Regions from separate parts of the Homo sapiens genome. Here region 1 is linked to region 2. The links are chromatin contacts, found by Hi-C in ENCODE. All regions are on one chromosome and are shown on one strand. The core of a region is the stretch at or near the end of the contact, and the rest is flanking DNA. Distances in the headings are between cores, read along the strand shown. Region 1 overlaps HSPA4 (heat shock protein family A (Hsp70) member 4). Region 2 overlaps SLC22A5 (solute carrier family 22 member 5).

Region 1 (2,700 bases), core at 112-2,611, 720 kb before region 2:
GCCCAGGCTGGTCTTGAACTCCTGGACCCAAGAGATCCTCCCACTTTGGCTGGGATTACAGGCATGAGCCACCATGCCTGGCCCTAAATGCTTATTGTAGCAAACTCTGAAAACAGAAACAAGCAAAAATAAACAATCACCCACAATCCCACCCTAAAAACCACTTCATCTGGGAAAATCCTTCTGGCTTTTTTATTGCAAACCCATTTAATGTTCTTTCAAAACATGAGAGGCTATGTAGTTTTATAACCTACATTGTGTGTGTAAAAATGTAGGCCAGGCATGGTGGCTCACACCTGTAATCCTGGCACTTTGGGAGGCCAAGGTGGGCAGATCACAAGGTCAGGAGTTCGAGACCAGCCTGGCCAATACAGTGAAACCCTGTCTCTACTAAAAATACAAAAATTAGCAGTGCGTGGTGGCGCACGCCTCCAGTCCGTTACTCGGGAGGCTGAGGCAGAAGAATCACTTGAACCCGGGAGGCAGAGGTTGCAGTAAACCAAGATCCCGCCACTGCACTGCAGCCTGGGTGACAAAGCGAGACTCCATCTCAAAAAAAAAAAAAAAAAATACACACCTTTCTGTTAAAGCCACTTAAAATTATTGAAATAGATCAAGTGTACATGAGTACACTATCAAGTCAGATCAAAAAACAAGCATCACCAAGCCTCACATCATGTTGTCACTACTCCACAAAGAGTAACTACTATCCCAACTTCTAAAGCATGGTTTTCAGCTGGAACCATGCTTACATCTTCCCTCTTCCTGCAGGTACCAAAACCAGCAATTTTCCCCTTCATTTGGCTGTCCCCTCAAAGGTGGACTAAGTCCCACTACCTCCAACAACCCCCAGGCCCCCTGTGCCCCTGCAAAGCAGCTCCCACTGCCCCACAACAGAACCCTGATCTCTCAGGCCCCCACCTTTTAAGGAGACAGGGTATCACTTTATCACCCAGGCTGGAGTTGCAATAGCACAATCTCAGTTCACTGCAGCTTTGACCACCTGGGCTCAAGTGATCCTCCTGCCTCAGCCCCCCAAGTATCTGGAATCACAGGTGCACACCACCACACCCAGCTATCTCAGCTCTTTCTACCACATCTAACAATTCCCCTACAGAAACCACTTACATGCTCAGGAGGAAACCAAACCTACTAGACACACGTTTCTCAGACACGTGGCTACAATAGGCCCTGGGTAGGCCCTGGCAGGTAAGCTGCTCCTACAGCCAGAGGACTAGGACTGTGCAAGGGGCATGACCCAGGGAACAAGACCCCTGACCCCTCCTCGTCTAGACCCATGCCTTATCCAGTTAAGGTCTTTTTCACTGGCTTAGTGCCCTTTAAACACCCATCACCACCACATACATACACCAACACACATTCCACGCAGCCACACCACACATCCAGTGGCGCCAACTATTCTAGCACACTCTGGACCGCGCTGTTCTTTGGCCAGGTGTAAGTCCTAGCACTTACCTTTATGCCATAACCCCCGCCTTCTGCTAACAAAACCCTCAAAGTAAGGCCCAGTCACAGGAGCAAGACAAGGATTCCTAACACCAAAGGAACTGGGCCAAGACTCAACTGGAGAGTTTGAGTACAGAAAAATTAGGCAACATTTTCTCACAAAGTAGGCAGTGTGCTTCAGCTGTCACTCTTCAGACTGGAAGTCTTCAACGGATGTTAAGTGAAATTTAGCTCAGAGGGTTCCTACTCCTAGAGAACATTTTTATTGAAAACACACCCCCCGCCCCCACCCCACACACACATACACACAGACACACACACATACACACACACCCCCACACACACACCCAGCAGCCTTCATTATGGAATTAAGGAAACCATTCAAGTTTAAGACAGGTTTATTTTATTAGTTTTTCCTAAACTTGTCTCATGTTTACTGAATGATTTTCTTAGTGTAAGAACGTGACCTGGAGCTTTAACAAATCAGTTTGGATAACGCAACCTGGATAAATGCTTGTCTGTACACAAGCCATCAATTACCACTCTCTGTCCTGGCCTCCATGAAAATCCAATTGGTCTTAAAGCCTGTCTAAGCAGAGAGCAAGCAGACCACATCATCGTGTTTCAACTTGAAATTCACCCCCATCCCAGCACCCACACCCTTCCCCACACACACACACACACACACCAAAAAAAAAAAAAAAAAAAAAAAAAAAAAAAAAAAAAATTTTTTTTTTTTTAAGAAGAAATGGCCATTACGGTCTGGGCCAGTTGTAAAGGGTTGGCTTAATCCTGCAGCCAGCACTTTTAAAATAGCTACTGGCTTCACAGCAGGCCAGCTGGAACTCTTGAAGCATGACAGGTAGAGAACAGAGGATGTGCTAAGAACCTGGCCTTGTTGTGGTGCCTCGAGGCCTCCATGCATGCTTACACACCAACATAAGTATACTTTCCCCTTCCTCCTCCTAAGCAATTGTTCTCCATTGCACTTTAGAGCCTGTAACACTCAAACTTTTCAATGTTATCTAGAGATGGACAAACGCTTAATTCTAACTATGCAAGATAGCATCTTATTTCTAACAACATAGGCCAAAAGTAACAGAGAGGCACTCTGTTATACAGAATATCAATTTTTACAAAGATTCAAAACATTACCAACAAGCCCTGTAACAGTTTCTTAAAGCAGGTACCAACTCTGGCCTCAAACACAGGCTTCCCTTGGAGTTTCCAAAA
Region 2 (2,711 bases), core at 31-2,530:
GTCTGGAAGCCTCAGGCAGGTCTCTTTTACATACCACAGCATTATGGACATGATGGTGACCATCCGGATATTCCAGGTTCGAAGCAGATCCAGAATGTTGTGGGACTGCTGCTTCTTGGAACTTAGGTCTTGTAACTGCAGGAACAACATCATAAGTGTATGGGAAGAAGAGGTGGTCAGAGACTCAGAGCACACAATAACATACTTGAATCCCTGGCATCTTAGCTGTCTGCATCTCAGCGTCGGGGAGTGTTACGTTTCTAAGAACAGTAAGTATACTGACTGTGTTTTAGGCTGTGAAAACTTCCCTAGGCCTTGTCAGTAACAAATCAGAGTGAATGAAAATGAGGAAAAGTAAGTGACCAGTCCCTCAAGGGTACAGGAAGACAGAGGCCCAGGCTGACAGCTTCCTCACTGCACCCCCACATATTCCTGTCGGTGGCCACATTCCAAGGAGGCCTCTAAGTATTCCTCCCGAAGCCTGGCTCCCTGCCCTCTGGGTCAGAGAGAGTACCTGGCTGTGTGGTTTATTGGTCTGATATTTTTTAAAAGTTAATGTTTTGAGTCCTTATACTATGTAGTTACTGGTGTGCTTCCAGGGAAAAAGAATTCAAATAGAAAAACAGGAAAATTGACCTGAGCTTCACCCAGAGTGACTTCCTATGAAATTCAGCACAGCCAAGGCCATTAATAAACCACACGTCTAAACACACTGATGTTGCTTTCTTAAGCAAACCCAGGTTTGGAGCTTGTTTTTCCAGAGTTAGAAGTTCAACAAAAGGTCAACTTTGGACTGAAAGTATCCCCTGAAATAGCCTCATTTCCTCAAAGATGCCAGTGGGGCTTATGCATTCACCCAGATTGACCCCTCACTTAAAAGCCCCCAAAACCACCTAACTTAAAAGCCCTCTGCCACACTCCTGCCTGACCTTTGCGCACAGGACCCCTTTCTGGTGCATGCTGACAGTGGCTGCTGGGCCACCACTCACTGGGAAGTCTGCAGGGCTGGCAGTGGCCATTGGCCTCCGCTGTCTACAATAACTGTTCCCTCTTTTCCAAGCCCAACCATGCCTGCCTCTCACACTTCAGCAGGGCTGCTTGTGGCTGTTCCCACACCCAACCCCTCATCTTCCAGTCAGACCACAGACACATTCCAGAACCCCACCAGGCAGCATTTACAGCTTCTAACCTCTCATAGTCACGAGACCAAGGAAAACTGCCTGCTACAGAGATGGTAGGAGAGGGAACGGGAAGGAAAAGCAAGAACCAGGAACTAGGTAGAGCCAAGAAATGAGTCATGGTGTGTGAGAACAGGGCTGACGGGAGGGGTGGGGTAGGGGGAAGAGGTGGACATCAAAAAGGACCTGACTCCAAGATGATATGCAATAATTAACCATTGGAGGGCAGAAAGAGACTAAACACTTTTTTTTTCTTTTTAATGAATAATTGCTAATACTCAAGAGATGAAATACTTCTAACTCCAAATCTATTTGTGCTTTACATTTTACGTTTGGGGTTAGCTTTGTAAGGTGACAAGCCACCTTAGGTATAAGAAACAATGATTTTCCCAAATGCTGACTTTATGAAAGGCCTATTACTCAAAAAGAGTATTTATTGTTAGAAGTAATGGTTAAAATATATGATTGCCTAGAAAGGAAGTAAAAAATGAAAATCTGAAACCCGTGGTGAAAAGAGTGAGGCAGCTGTAACCTATTCCTCAACTTCTGAGTGTTAACAGGGCCCGTGTGGGGGTGGGGAGTGGGGGGATGGGGGGAATGGGCAGTTGGGGCTTGGGCGGAGAGAGGGCTGGGCTGCTGTGAGCAGGGAGGACTTCAGGGCTGGGTGCTGCTGCTCTCAAATCACGGTCAGTCTGTCCCTCTCACCCACACCCACATGGTGCTTACCTCACTCGGGTCAAAGATAGTGGAAGGCACAACAATCCCATTGGCTTTGGCAGCCTTGCGGATGATCACCTCTGCCTCTTCAAATCGTCCCTGAGAGATGAGCCATCGGGGGGACTCAGGGATGAACCTGGCAGTACAAGGTCCAATCTCAGTGAGGCCTCCCTGCCAACAGCAGACCCACAGACCAGGTAGAGCACAGCCATAGGTGGGAATAAGGTTGCAGAACCAGAGCTTGTGGAATGTTTGGTGATCACAAGCCAGAAGCAAAGAGCTGATCCACACGCAGCAATAACCTGGGGTGGATGAGCTTATGTGTACCCCACACCGCACAAAAATGGGAGAGCCCTGCACCCCCTGACGGCATCCCCATGCTGGCTGGCCACCTCCATTTCTGAAGAGCAGTGTTGCCATCTGCTGGGCTGAGGAGATGGGTGCAAGATGGGCTCCGGAAGCCTGGCTTCTGTGCATGTCTATGTCAGCCCAGGCCCTGCTACACTCTCCTCCCTGTCCCCGGCACCAACAGAAGCTTCTGCACTGGCCTTTTAGCTTCTCTTCTCTCCTCACCCTACCCCTGATTTATCCAACAGATTAGTCAGATACTCTACCTAAAATAGCATGTTTGGCCAGGTGCAGTGGTTCACTCCTATAATCCCAGCACTTTAGGAGGCCAAGGCCGGTGGATCATTTGAGGCTAGGAGTTCCAGACCAGCCTGGCCAACGCAGTGAAACCCGTCTCTCCAAAGAAATACAAAAAAAATTAGCCAAGTGTGGTGGCAGGCACCTGTAGTCCCAGCTACTCGGGAGGCT

Evidence for each region. Hi-C counts contacts between places; a loop is a spot of excess contacts on that map. Pooled maps may share reads with other maps.
Region 1: a loop to region 2 is called in a pooled map, with 20 times the contacts of the local background. The contact joins two enhancer-like sites. A Hi-C loop is called at or near these places in 21 of 37 single-sample maps with no recorded cell type and 13 of 50 pooled maps.

What each region holds. Positions count from the first base shown.
Region 1 is chr5:133,105,597-133,108,296 of GRCh38, reverse strand. It overlaps HSPA4 (heat shock protein family A (Hsp70) member 4), which reads right to left. Exons shown (of 19, transcript NM_002154.4): 19 at 1,848-2,700. Among named protein-coding and RNA genes, the nearest start is that of HSPA4, 55 kb to the right of the region's middle. Within about 2 kb of position 1,361, at least 4 of the 41 ENCODE cell types and tissues checked have a DNase peak (open chromatin) inside an H3K27ac peak, as active enhancers do.
Region 2 is chr5:132,386,345-132,389,055 of GRCh38, reverse strand. It overlaps SLC22A5 (solute carrier family 22 member 5), which reads right to left. Exons shown (of 10, transcript NM_003060.4): 5 at 1,905-2,031; 6 at 35-135. Among named protein-coding and RNA genes, the nearest start is that of MIR3936HG, 18 kb to the right of the region's middle. RefSeq lists enhancers at 2,216-2,425, 2,566-2,615. Within about 2 kb of position 1,280, at least 28 of the 41 ENCODE cell types and tissues checked have a DNase peak (open chromatin) inside an H3K27ac peak, as active enhancers do.